2 separate regions of the Homo sapiens genome follow, and region 2 is linked to region 1. A link is a contact called in ENCODE Hi-C or POLR2A ChIA-PET data. All regions are on one chromosome and are shown on one strand. The core of a region is the stretch at or near the end of the contact, and the rest is flanking DNA. Distances in the headings are between cores, read along the strand shown.

The links. Hi-C counts contacts between places; a loop is a spot of excess contacts on that map. ChIA-PET counts read pairs that join two places held with the same protein, here RNA polymerase II (POLR2A). Pooled maps may share reads with other maps.
Region 2: a loop to region 1 is called in a pooled map, with 3 times the contacts of the local background. The contact joins the promoter of APBB2 here to the promoter of RBM47 in region 1. A Hi-C loop is called at or near these places in 1 of 168 maps with a recorded cell type or tissue (posterior vena cava) and 4 of 50 pooled maps. POLR2A ChIA-PET finds 5 or more read pairs at or near these places in 2 of 52 experiments (GM10248 and WTC11).

Annotation. Positions count from the first base shown.
Region 1 is chr4:40,627,281-40,634,416 of GRCh38, forward strand. RBM47 (RNA binding motif protein 47) reads right to left here and starts at 2,584. Exons shown (of 7, transcript NM_001098634.2): 1 at 2,116-2,584. RefSeq lists enhancers at 1,441-2,317, 2,318-3,195, 2,378-2,447.
Region 2 is chr4:41,211,000-41,218,135 of GRCh38, forward strand. It overlaps APBB2 (amyloid beta precursor protein binding family B member 2), which reads right to left and starts at 3,543. Exons shown (of 18, transcript NM_004307.2): 1 at 3,406-3,543. RefSeq lists enhancers at 1,836-1,915, 5,483-6,297, 5,605-5,854 and silencers at 2,918-3,227, 3,638-3,807, 5,425-5,474.

The DNA of each region.
Region 1 (7,136 bases), core at 1,334-3,833:
TACCCTTTTTCTAAGTCTCATGAATCCCAAACTTAAACCCTCTTCAGAGTTTTTTTTCCCCAGAATTATGTATCTTCTGGGATTACCTAATCACAGTTTCACTTGAGCCTGGGTCCAATTTTAAGAAAATCTCCCTCCCTTCACGCTTATATCCACTCCCCTGACCTTTTCTGAAAAATCAAGAGACTTAAGATGTGGAGGCGGAAACTTACTGAAATAGCCAAATGCTTTTCTATAGCAATGAAAGCTCAGTCATTTGGGACATGATTTAATCTTGAGCTTCAGAGCAGAATTTGAAAAGCAAATTAAATCCTTTTGTAAGAAAATAATTTCATCTTAACCCAATCTTTTAAAAAATCATTACCTAGAACAGTAAACCAAATAGTCTAATATGAATGTTCTTATCATGTGAGGAAAAAAATGAGTAGTCTTTAACACTAGTTAGAGCAAGTCTATAGAACACGTGTCCAGAAGCATGTAGTTCCCTTGCTTTCTGTCTTTATTTCATCCTCAGTATCACTACTGCTTTGGGCAGAATTCTTTCAAAATTTAATTTAAAGCAGCACAGTGGGGGAATCAAAAATAAATATGTTGACTATTAAAAATATAGAGATTGGTAAAAAAAATGATGATGATGAATTCTCAATCCTACAAACTTCTGTAAACGCAAAAACCAAGAGGAAGATAATAAATCTTTAATAATTGATTGATATTCAGAATATCTTGATCTAATTAATTTAAAGCATGGCCTACCTAGCCAGGTAAAGGACGGCACAGCTAGGCTTATTTCTTCATTTGACACATACTGAAAGTTAATAATGAAGCTAGGTGCTTGGGAAATTTCTGAGACCCCATCCTTCCAGCATGCAATAATTAAGTCAAAGAGGCCAACAGTGTGTATATCAGAACAAGGTGAAGGGTAAAGCAGACCAGAAAAAAATATTAAAAACCAAACCATCTCCTCCTTTCTTTTTTTCCTTCTGTTTTCCTTTCAGACTGGGTTGATTTTAGTTCCCTCCAAGACTTCAAGTCATTGATCTAACAAAGATCATTGTTTAAATTAATAGCAACACAAACTCCCACAAAGTGATCTCTTCTTATGCTCTAGGTTGAGTACTTTGGTTTATCTAGAGGTTGTGTGTTACGCCGCTGACCACCTTTCACCTTTTAGAATCGGCACCTGCAATTCTCAAATGCTCTGGATCTAATTGCCAACCTTTTGAGCTCAAAACTTCGGCAACTCCTTCATGTTGGGTTGTCAACCCTTTGCTTTCCCTCCCCTGAGAAATTCGTATGACCTTGCCTTAAAACTTTTAAAGAATACATTTTAAAATCTATATTCCTGCTAAAGAAAACAGTGAGTCATTAAAATACCACCAGATAAAAAAAAAAGGTTTGATTTTTAGTTCAGGTCGGTAATGGCCTGTAAGTACCTTGAAGATGGTATCTTCCTATCACTTATGCCTTGGGACAGTACCCAAGAGTGGCTGAACTTTTACCTAATTAAAAAATGAGTCATTTATTTGAAAAATTCCACTTCCATTTATTTTATCTGATTTCTTAAATATCCGGTCAACTGCTAATTTGTCAGATGTCATAATTCGTCAGTCCTACCCTTTTCTACAGGCTGAATTTTTAATTTGAAACAACTACACCTCTACCGAGTGTTACTTTCAGACGTAAATTACTGCAGGAAGACCCCCCTCTGCCTTGGTTAACACTTAAATGAGATGCCTCCTGTCCAGGACGCTTCCTCAGTCTCACTGTAATAATCTGAGTCTAAAGTCACCTGTGCTTCTGGGCGGTCCAATCATGTATTTTCAAGAGTGAAAAAAAAAAATCAGTTTCTTTTATGGGAAAAGATTCATCACTACAGGAAACACGATGGGACTGACTGTATATGATTATCTGCCTTCCCAGAGGTTGACCCTTTTAAAACCGTTTTATAAACCCTTTATTTCCCACTAAATATACCAAGAGACAGAAGATGAGTGATAGCATGAGGGATAAGAGCTAAAGAGAGAAGAATAAGAAAAAAATATACACTTCAAAAATTGGGACCCAAATGTAAGATTAAGGGACAATAGTTAGAAGGACTACCAAAAACCACCTTACCTTTCCTTGTTAAGTTTTTGGAGCCGCCCACTTCAGAAATTAACACCATTCACAGCCCAGGAGCAACTTAACACAGCTAGGAAGTCACCTACAACATCTTCTCGTCCGCCTTCTTTTTAATGTAAAACCAAAATAAGGAGTGTCCAGCGACTCCCCACCGCGCCGCTTAAAGCAACAGAGCGTTTTAGGCTTAACTCCCAGGCTCTGGGAATTCCAGTGGGTCAGAATTGCTTAACCTTGGAGACTTGCAGAGAGAAAGTCTCCAGGAGGACCGCTCCCCAAACCCTGGTTTCTCTCTATCCCAAGCTGCACATTCCACAGTGGAAAGCGGGAGCGGCGACCCGAAGGCAGCGAAGTTCTCTCGGGCTCAGCTCCCGAGGCCGGGAGCGCGCGGCGGTTCCACCCGCAGAGCGGCGCCGCGTCCCGGCTGCGTGGGGCGCTGCGCACGGGAGCGCTCAGCGTCTAGTCTGCGGGCCCTTCCCGGTTCCCTCCCTCTCTCCTCCCGCCGCCCGCCCCCTGCCGAGGCCATCCGCCTCACAGTAGCAAGGTTGTCTCTCGTCTACTCCCTTCCCTTAAACTCACCAAACCAGATTTTTACTCCCAACACCGGCAACTTCCCGTAAATCTGCCCTGAAATTTTATCCTGCTGGCTGAGCCTCCCCTGGCTAAAGGCCAGTGCCACATTCCTGTTGTTTTTTAGGAGCGCAGATACCTTTGCTGAAGGTTCAAAGAAAATCGGCCTTGATGGCAGAGATTGGGGGACTTGACCAGACGGACTTCTCTCCCCGCCCCAAAAGTCACATGCCTTTCAGACACCCAGAAGTGGCACCTGCTCCACCTGGGGGCATCTGTCCGAGTCAGACGCTCGGCCCCCTTCGGGCTGCTCCGAGAAACCCAGCCAGAACCACGTTGGAGAAATTAGGAACCTGCTGCTGAATTTCAAGCCGATCGGAACCGCCCCGCTCCCCTTCTTCCCCCCATAAACAAGTCGCTGGACGAGGTGGGATCTCTGCGACCCCCGCGTGCCCGGGGAGAGCTCCCGGGGCGAGCTCCCGGGGCGTCCTTACCTGGGGCCGAGCATGGCTTGGCCGCGCGCAGGCAGGAGCGTCACGCGGACGGGGCCCTGACCTTTGCCGGGGCCTTCGCAGCAGGGCCTGGGGCCTGGGCGCTGCTCGTTCAGAAGTGGCTCATTTTAGTGCGCTCTGACCTAGAGTTACGGAGGGTTTCTAGAAAGGGAACAAAAAAACACTGCATTTAGAAACAGCAGCCAAGCCCTCGCTTCACCTTGCCTGCTCTCTGGGGAGTTGGCTCGAACCCCCACCCCATCCCAATTCCCAAGAAACCCAGATGTCCGCAATCCGCGCCCCACCCCCTCCGCCTTACCTGTTTATACAAGAGTTAAGGAGCCTCCCGCATTTCAGTGGAGCGCTAAGCCTGTTTGTAGGCGCGGAATGGGCCAACAGGAATCGAATTCTGTGACTAAACAAACTAGAAGAGGAAGCAGGCACCACCAGGAACCTAAAACAGAGTTGTGATTTCGGGTTGCAGTGTCATTCAGCTGAGGGGAAAGAAAAAAATACCGGGCTACTTTAGTGAAAGAATGTTCCAAAAATGGTTCTTTGCTGGTTGAGTTAACACATGCAAAGAGCTTAGAACGGTGCCTAGCACACAGTGTTAGCTGCCGTTATTGTTGTTGTTATTCTTCTTATTATTATTTACATTATGGCTTTTTTCTGAAGAAGAGTGTGTGGTCAGAGTTAGACATGGGCTGTAGCACCAGCATTGCCACTCACCAGCTGTGAGGCCATGAGCAAGATATTTAATCTCTCCCAGCCTCAGTTTCTGGAAGATTCTAACGATGGGATTTTTACAAACAGTTTATATTCATTGCTGACAGTCTTGAATACAATGGGAAATAAAGTCCCTGTAAAGGGTAGCCAACTGAATTTCATCTCACTTAAAAGTTACAAGATTGACAACAGAAATGGAGATAAATTTGCCTGCATTCCATGAAGCTCACTAACGGGAAGGAAATTCAGGGCCCAGCAATCACCCATCTGCTATGCTTAATTCTCATTTGTATTTTGGCACTTGACCTGGTGTCTTACCCTGGGATAGTTACTTATCCCAGACTGGGCCGGACAAATAATGACCCTTGCCGTTTGAAAAGCAGTATGAAAGAGAGGGAAATGATTTTGAAACTCCTCATAAATATTAAAAAGTGATTATTGAAGGCTAAAATGTTATCAGTGCCTCCACCCTTTATCCTCCATTTAACTTCACATTTAAAGAAAGAAATCATAATCCCTTTCCATTAGTGAGGCCCTTTCTACTTTATGGAGCACTTTCACCCTTCTTACTTTATGTGATCCTTACAAAATGATCCTATGAGCTATTTTGTCCCCATTTTGCAGATGAAGACACTGAGATCACACAGGTTAAGTGTAAGTCCAAGGTGGTGAGGCCAGGACTGGTTCTCAGTTCTAGTTAATTTTTTTTTAAGTTGAAAAATCAAACTGGATTTATTAAAATATATATAAATAACCCTCATTTTTCTTTATTTCATCAGTATTGGAAAGTTAAGTGAAAATTAATTAAAAAGTAGTAGTCCTAAGAGAGAGAAACAAAGGCTGAAGGGGTATCAAGAAAACCATAAATTTAAAAAGCAGCATTTGCCACCTTTGGGAAAAATGATTCCTTAAAACCAGCAAAGCATTCTGGAACATTTTAAATCCTTCTGATCTTTTATCTTCTCATGAGGCAAAATTTAACCCAGACAAATTCAACATTTCCTGTGTTTTAGGTTCATTCTTTGTCGATACCAGCCAGCATGTACTGTGAACAGCAGGCAGTGGGAACTCTCTTAGCTAAGTTCCCTCACCAGACCTAAGGGTTGATGCTGCCAGGCACAAACAACGGCTCCACCCCCTTAAGACAACTAAAAAACCCAGCTCCATATTAGCCTGAAATTTTCTTTTCTTTTCCAGAAGTATCTGGATTATGGCCTCAAAAAAGGCTCGCTGTCACAGACTGTCTGAGCTGAAGGATTCTAGAGGGGACATTCTCGCTGGGCACGGTGGCTCACGCCTGTAATCCCCACACTTTGGGAGGTCGAGGCAGGCAGATAACCTGAGGTCAGGAGTTCCAGATGAGCCTGGCCAACGTGGCGAAACCCCGTCTCTACTAAAAATACAAAAATTGGCTGGGCATGGTGGCAGGCACCTGTAATTCTAGCCACTCGGGAGGCTGAGGCGGGAGAATGGCTTGAACCCGGGAGGTGAAGTTTGCAGGGAGCCGAGATCGCGCCACTGCACTCCGGCCTGGGCGAAAGAGCAAGACTCCGTCTCAAAAAAAAAAATAAACACATAAATAAATTTAAAAAATGATAAAAATAAAAGAAATTTGAAAGTGTGGAGGTCAGTGACTCCAGGTGAACTGGAACTGGAGTCAGGGAAAACTCCTGCTTGAGGAGGCTCAGGTTCCACTTCAGGAAGTGAGTCCTCATCTCAAAGAGGGTCAGTTACCCTTTTTCAGATGTTGCCTGCTCCTTCTTCAGTTTTGCCCACTGACACCTATGAAATGGGTATATCCTTTCTTTCTTTTTTTGCACTCCATATCCGCTGGAGAAATGGGTATAATTCTTGTTCCTATTTCTCACTGCCCTCCCCGGGAACATGACAAAAATAAAACAGATTTTTCTAAGTGGCAGGCTATAGCAAAACAAATGTGAACTTTTATTATTTCTTTTTTGTGGCTAACCTTGGCGCCTGTTTTATTATTATTATAATTATTTTAATTCTTAGGCCCACTCCATTTTCCTGGGGCATTTTAGTTTTCTAGACCCTTGTCTTTTACTTTCTGTTTTCTTCTTTTCCTTCTGCCTATGAGGCAATGTTCCGGAGTGAGTGCAAACAGCATGAAAATTAGTTTCCAATAGATTTGAGTTTGAATCTCAATTTCTTCTCTGAGCTATGTGATGTTGGACAAATTGCTTAATCGCTTTGAGTTTTAGTGTCTTCATTTATAAATTAATAACAGCTATCTTTCTGGATTTCTTTTTGTTTGTTTTTTCCGAGATGGAGTCTCACTCTATTGCCCAGGCAGGAGTGCAATGGCACAATCTCGGTTCACTGCAACCTCTGCCTCCCAGGTTCAAGTGATTCTCCTGCCTCAGTCTCCCGAGTAGCTGGGATTACAGGCACGCAGCACCACGCCCAGCTAATTTTTGTATTTTTTTGTTAGTAGAGAGGGGGTTTCACCATGTTGGTCAGGCTGGTCTTGAACTCCTGACCTCGTGATCCGCCTGCCTCAGCCTCCCAAAGTGCTGGGATTACAGGCGTGAGCCACCACGCCTGGCCTTTTTTTTTTTTTTTTTTTTTTTTTGTGACAGAGTCTCGCCCTTGTTGGCCAGGCTGGAGTGCAATGGTGCGATTTTGGCTAGCTCGAACCTCCACCTTCCAGGTTCAAGCGATTATCCCAAGTAGTGGGGATTACAGGCATGCACCACCATGCCCAGCTAGTTTTGTATTTTTAGTAGAGACAGGGTCTCACCATGTTGGCCAGACTGGTTTCGAACCCCTGACCTCAGATGATCCACCCGCCTCAGCCTCCCAAAGTGCTGGAATTACAGGCGTGAGCCACTGCACCTGGCCATCTCTCTGGATTTCTACAAGAGTTAAATGAAAGCTAAAATCTCAGCATGGTCCTTGGCACATAGAAGTTACTGAAGAAATGGTATTTCCTTTTGAATCTGGAAAGAAACCTGCTCCACAGCTCACAAAGAATTGTCTTTCCCATGCTTAAGTCCTAGATCAAATAACACTATCTAAGACACCCTCATCAAGAGAGGTAAGCCACAATAGAAAAATAAGCAGTCATGTGCATACCATTTGCACTCATGGGCATAGCATGTACGTAGCATTTCCAATGATAGATTTATTATCACCTTTGATCATCACAACTGTGAGAGTTAAATATGGATAAGGCGGGGCTGGGCACAGTGGCTCACACCTGTAATCCCA
Region 2 (7,136 bases), core at 2,293-4,792, 580 kb after region 1:
ATCCCAGCACTTTGGGAGACCGAGACTGGTGGACCTCCTGAGGTCAGGACTTGGAGACCAGCCTGGCCAACATGGTGAAACCCCATTTCTACTAAAATTACAAAAATTAGCCAGGCGTGGTGGCGGGCACCTGGAATCCCAGCTACTCAGGAGGCTGAGGCAGGAGAATTACTTGAACCTGGGAGGTGGAGGTTACAGTGAGCCAAGATCGCGCCACTACACTCCAGCCTGGGTGACAGACTGAAACTCTGTCTCAAAAATAATAATAATAATAATAATACTAGGCACTGAACAAATGCTGGTTTCCTAACCCCATGTAGGAAAATAAGTATTCCCCCCATAACCAGTAATAACTTATTACAATATTTTCCTAAAAGTCTGTCCCACCTGCTCCCCTCCCCCGCCCCCGGAAAACTTAAGGTGTTATATCACAAGGGTATTGTCCAGTTTTGTTTTGTTATTTATTTACTTATTTATTTATTTTATTTATGTATTTATTTTGAGACGGAGTCTCACCCTTTTGCCCAGGCTGGAGTGCAGTGGCGCGATCTTGGCTCACTGTAACCTCCACCTCCCAGGTTCAAGTGATTCTCCTGCCTCAGCTTTCCCAGTAGCTGGGATTACAGGCGGGAGCCACCACACCCGGCTAATTTTTGTATTTTTTTAGAGACGGGGGTTTTACCTCTTGGCCAGGCTGGTCTCAAACTCCTGACCTCAAGTGATCTGCCCGCCTCAGCTTCCCAAAGTGCTGTGATTATAGGTGTTAGCCACCGTACCCGGCCAGGTATTGTCTATTTTTAAAATGAAATTGAAAAAGGTACAGAGACACGACATACCATTTTTCTTATTTTTTCCTTCAACTTTTAAGTTCCAGGTACGTGTGCAGGATGTGCAGATTTGTTACACAGGTAAACATGTGCTATGGTGGTTTGATGCACAGATCAACCCATCACCTAGGTATTAAGCCCAGTATCTATTAGCTATTCTTCCTGATGCTCTCCCTTCCATTTTTCTTAAAAGATAAATTTAGATATCCAGTACTCAGGATAGTCCACACACATCATTATTCTAATATTATGACAAGGCTTTCAGTATTCATTCCTGTGGTAACAGAAAAATAAAAGAATTCAATGTTCATATGCTGTTTTTCTGGTGGCAGGAAAAGAAAACAGTCATCAAAAGGTTGAAACATGACAAAAAGTACCAGTTTAAAAATATTTTATGTTTGTACATGTGGATTCTTACAATATATGCAATAGTTTTTTCCCAAGTAATTTTGGAGTCAGTATTCACATTACTCCAGCTAAGTGTAAACACCAGTATTTTGCACTTTAGCTCATCAAGCTTTCTTTTTTTCAGAAACAGGATCTCACTCTGTTGCCCAGGCTGGAGTGCAGTGGCGTGATCATAGCTCACTACAGCCTCAAACTCCTAGGCTCAAGCAATCCTCCCACCTCACCATCCAGCTTTTCAATTACCACTTTATAAAAATTTCAGAAAGCCAGTTCACATTGGCTCCTTGAAGGTGAATTTATTCAGTTAAAAGTATCCATTAGAAGAGGGAATAAAAGCATAGGACCTAAAAACCTTCTGTGGAAAGGATCTCAACTTTAGAGTCGTCTCTCAAAGGCTCTCAGCAAATATCTAGAGACGTGGTTACATCCAGTTTACGAAGACTGTCGGTGACTTCGGGGTCATACAGTACATGGACAACGAAAGAACAGCAATTGAAATCTTGTACTTGTACCCCACCACCTTCCGCCCTATGATCAACCCACTGTACTCTACTGCCACCTGTGTTCTCTCGGCATTTCCCCAGCCTGGAGGTTTCCCCATTCTCGCCACAAATACCATCCTTCACGAACGATGCCATTTCTAGGATGTTGCAAGTTATGATAAACAACTGTTGAACAAATATTGCTTACAAGCTACAAGTTGAAAACGAGAAGGTTGCTACCTAAGTTCATGAAGAAATCCCCTTTCAAGGATTCCATCTGTTCCTAAAAGGCCAGCCACACAAATTCTAATACTCTGCATTATTATGGCCATTTGGGGACAAGATTTTAAATCTGAAACCATGACAAGAAAAAAAAAAAAAGCAAGATTTAAGAGAGTAAACTCCAGAAACAACAGATCAAACTGCCATTGTGTTTGTTTTTTTTAAATCAGTGAAATATTAAAACAAATGATAAACCCATGCCAACCTCACAAAGTTTCCTCATTCCTTGGAATTCAAACACCACCGATGGCATCATTTTATGATAATCCTTTGGGTATTTCACGTAAGTAATTAGACACAATGTAAAGCCAGTGACTGAGGGACTTAAACAAACTGTCCCCTCCGAGAGCCCAGTTGGAGCTTCCGACACTGACCTTATTCTCCTCTCAATTTTAACCCTCCTCAACCACTCAATCCATCCAAAAACGTCTGTGACAGTCGTGGCTCTAAAACCGCGCAGAACTTGACTACAGAACGGTCGGTGACAACTCCACATATGATTTATCCAAATTAATTTATTTTTTTGAATTCTAGTCCCATGCTCCCTCGGCTGTTTGCCCCGAACCCGTAGTCTACACCACTTCACCGACGTGAAGACCACCTTTCATTGTTTCTATGGGTCTCAGCATCCTTCCCTCCGTCCAGCTCTGTTCTCGCCGCACAAATGTCATTTCTAGCGTACCACCCTCCATTCCGCCCGGTGGGCAGCGCAGGGGCTTTCGGGTCCCAGTGGCCAGTTTCCTGGAGTCGGTCCCCTATGCACAGCCATTTTCTAGTTAAACGCTCTCTCTGCCACCGAGGGGGAAAAGGAACTTTTCCCCCCTTTCATGTCTCATGGGCTGGCCTCTGAACCCCTCGTGGAGAAGCCAACCCCGGCTCCAACTCCCCGGCAGGAGCGCGCTGCCGCCCAGGAGAGACAGCCGAGCGGCACAGCGGAGGCCGGTGCCAGGACAAGGGGGTGTGCGCTCTTCCCGCAGGCGCCCACCCTCACTTTTCCCCTCTGCAGTCCCCACCCGGGCGCACCGCCTCCAACCCGGTCTCCCCCGCCCCAGGCCCTGCCAAGCCGGGGCTGCTGAGGGAAAGAGGGCGCCGGGAAGCGGGAGGGATGGAAGTCAAGGAGAGTGAGCCCGCAGTCGCCGTGCCACTGGCCCTGCGGCGCGGGCGCAGGGCGCACGGGACTCCGCAGCAGGCGCCCCGCTGCAGATGCCGCGGCAGCTGCTGCAGGTGTGGCTGCGGCTGAGCGGGCAGCAGTGGCCGCGGAGCCCCGGGGCCGGGAGCAGAGGAGAAGCCGCCGGGGGAACCCGCAGCCGCTCGCCGCACGCTGCTGCCGCTACCCGGGTGTTTCCCCAGCACTCTCGTGCTGCCCCGGAATCCGGGGCAAAGGCAAGGAAGAAAGCTGGGCTCACCAGTGGTGCGCGCGGCGCTCGCCTCGGCTCCGGCGCCCAGCGGCTCTGCTCCAGTCTCGCCCTTCCCGGAGCGCCCAGATCAGATGCGGTTACAGCGCACTAGCTTCCTACTTGAGACCAGAACGGGCTCCGGCAACTGAGCATGCTCAGTGCCGTTCCGCGAGTCCCGCGCAGGGAGCGGCGCTGACGAGATTCCACTTCTCCAGGCTTTGGCAGCGGCTGCGCGAGGGAAGGCTGGAGGGACCCGGCGGGGAGGGGGCCGAATGGGAGAAAGGCGGGGCCGGGGGGTGGGGGCCGGGCAGAAGGAGGCGGGCCGCGCTCCCAGGGCGACCCCTGCAGGTGGAGGCGGCAGGGCCTGCGGGAGGCACCCTCCCCAATCGCCTGGGAACACGCAGGGAGGCAATGGGTCCCCCAGTAAGACCCAAAGGCAGGACGTGCAGTGCAGCCCGGGTATCCCCTCCGTGTGGCTGGTGTCTGTCTGCACCAAAAGGCAGTTGGGTTACCTTAGCCCTGGCTTTTCTCCCACACGCCAGCATTCCCTTGCAATAGGAAAATGTCCCCACAGGAGAGCTGCCCACACCCACCCAGGCTAACTGCAAGTTGTAGGCGACACCTTCTCCTTCCTTCTACCTCCTATCCCCACCCCCAGGCATATGCCGCACACACACTCTTCTTTGATCCGGAAATCACAAGATAATATCAGGGGAGAGATACAACTGCCGGAGAGGAAAAGGAGGTTTTCCTTTCCATTGCCAATAATATTATCTATAACTCTAATTGTAAGCGTGCAAACAAAGCCCTGATAAGAGTCGAGTCTCAGTAAACGGTAAACCGTGCTCTGCCCCAGACGCTGTGAATGACATCCCCAAAGTATCCTTAGGATTGCTCTTCACCAGGGCAGCGGTTGTCAAACTGGAGCCTGGATCAGAATCGCCTGGAGGGTTTGCTGAAGTACAAATCCCTGAGTCCCAATCTGTGTCTCTGAATGGGTAGATATGTGGTGGGGCCCAAGCATCTGTATATCTAACAAGTTCCCATGGGATGCTGATGCTGCTGGTGTGAGGACTATACACTTTAGAGAACCCTACCCATACACACACACACACACAGTCCTACCAAGGATCTCGAATTAAAAACTCACGTGATTCTTCCTATGAGGACTCTATGCAGTGGGGTGGGCATTACTTTATTCTTTCCTACATGAGTTTATTAAGGATCCACGAGGTCTTGTACTAGGCCTGAGGATAGTGGTGAATTTAAAAGCCCAGGCCCCTGCTTTCATGGAATTTATAGTCCGGCCGGGTGACAGACACCTATCAAATAATCACTCAAAACGGTTATTTCAAACAGGTAGAGTGCTGGGAGGGAAATGCACAAGGTGCGAATAGAGTGTATAGAGGGACCCTCATGCAGACTCAGTGAGGTTGTTACGAAGGGATGGGAGGGGGGCTGCCTTGTGGAAGGTGGTTTCTGACTTTTGCACTCCAATAACCTCTCCAATTAACAATTATCTCCCTCAGACCGAGCTGGAGGCCAGCAATCATGTCCCTCCTTCCTACAACATAAAAACAATACTGTCACAGAGAAATCCCTATAAATTCATGAAAAGTGTTTACTCTTGGGACTGAGTCTCTGCACCCCAAGATCCACCTAACACGTCCGTGGACCAAGGACAGTCGAGGGCCACAGTAGACCTCTTGGGGAAAATACAGGCTCTCTGAACTGGAGAGCCTGTGGTTCTTAGTCTGTGATCTTCAAGGCCAAAGAGGCAAGGAAACCAGCCCAAGACCACCATTCCCGTCAGGAGCGGAGATCGACCAGCCTCCAACCTTGCAGACGGGTCCTCTTTCCAAGGCACTCTATTCCCGGACCTCACAGCTCCCCTCAGATCCCCGGAACCCGGCCTGGCCACCCCGCTCTCTCTCGGGGGTCCGGGGTAGGTGAGCGGAGCCTGCCCCTCCCAGGTCGGTCTCTTCCCGACGGAGAGGAAAACCCGCGGTGGAGTCCGCGGCGGCGGGGGGGGGGGGGGGGGGGGGGGCGGGGCGGCGCGCGCAGGCGCAGAGGCCGCCAGGTTGGGCCGAGGAGGCGCCCTGCTCCACACCTGATGCAATCAGCCTTCCGGAAACGGGTCCCGCTGCCGCGCTCACCCAGGAAACACTTCCGCGCCCTCCTCTGGCCGCTGAGCTCCCGGGGACGGGTTCCCAAACTCCCCCGGCCCGACTTCGCCACGGGCGGTGTTCTGCGCCCCGTCGGGGATACGCCGGAGAAGTCGGGAAGTCACTGCCTGGGCACACAAAATCCCTGAAATGCCCTGACAGTGACGTCGAAACGGCCACCAAGCGTTGCGCAGCTGCAGGAGGAAATTCCCTTAATTATGAATTTACAGAGGGGACTGATCGGGGCCGGAGGGAAGGCTTTGACCCTTCCCTTGCTTCCTTCCTTCGTCCGCCTCCCAACACATTGTCTCTCTCACTGAAAGGAACGTTTAACAGCAGTTTTAAGGCAGTATGGAGAGGAATCTCCATGCCCTCTGTCTTGCTAAATATGTAACAGCACTTTAGCTTTGCTACATAAAGCTTTCCCACCGCGCGCTCATTTTATAAATACGTAATTGGTTTCTGCATACCTCATCATTTCAGTTTACAAAGAAAATCATTTCTCGTTTCACCACTTCATGCAATTTTTATATCTATTGTGAGTGGGTTTTTTTCTTCATGCTGACTCACCCATTAATTGTTTTCCAAGGAAATGAAATATCCAAGAATATTCCAAGAGCATGTTTTTTAAAGCATGGAAGTAAACGCTGTGAACAGTAGATAAAACTGACCTCTCTTAAGTCCCTTAAGGCCAAAGGTCCTCCTAGGGAGTTGGGGGAAGGAGGCAGATCCAAGGAATTTTATTTGGAAGGATACCTCAAGACCATTCTAGAATCAAATCAAGATCAACTCTTAGACTTTACAGATGACATTTACCTCTCTGTGGCCCAGAGAAATAAATGACTTCTTTATTTAGACAAACCAAAGGCAGAACTGGCACTTGAAGCCAGATTTCTCAAAATTCCAATCTAATGGGGAAAAAAAAATGTTTTTTGCACAAACACCGTAGGGAGTGCAATACTATATTACAATGCAGTTTTACAATCCAAAGATTACAAAATACAAAATAGGTGACAACAAAAGGGATCCTATTACTTGTTCCTGTGACGTCATTAGTCTTTAAATAGTCCATGATCAACAAATATCCAGCCACTTCTAAGTGGCATTGAATAGCCAGAGTCTAGGAATTAAATATTTCAATTAAACAGGTATGAGTCAGGTGCAGTGGCCCAAGCCTGTAGTACCAGCTACTGGGGAGGCTGAGGCAAGAGGGTACATGAGGCTGGACGTTCAAAGTTGCAGTAGGATCTTGCCTGTGAATAGCCACTGCACTCCAGCCTGAGCCACACAGCAAGACCTCATCTCAAAACAAAACAAAAAAAACAGTATAACTACAAAACATCAAGAAATCTTCTGTGCCAACATTAAGAACTTCTAGTATTATTATTTGATTGTGTGGTATATGTGCAACGGTTTGAGCTTAAACCAAGGGAATTTTAATGATCACAACAAAATATCACGGTCATGATTTTCTTCTGTAATGATTTTAAATACTTTAACAATTTAGTAATCAAAGTGAAATAAAAAACAACTCAAAACTCATGCCTGCAATAAGATAAAATCTAATTCTTCAAA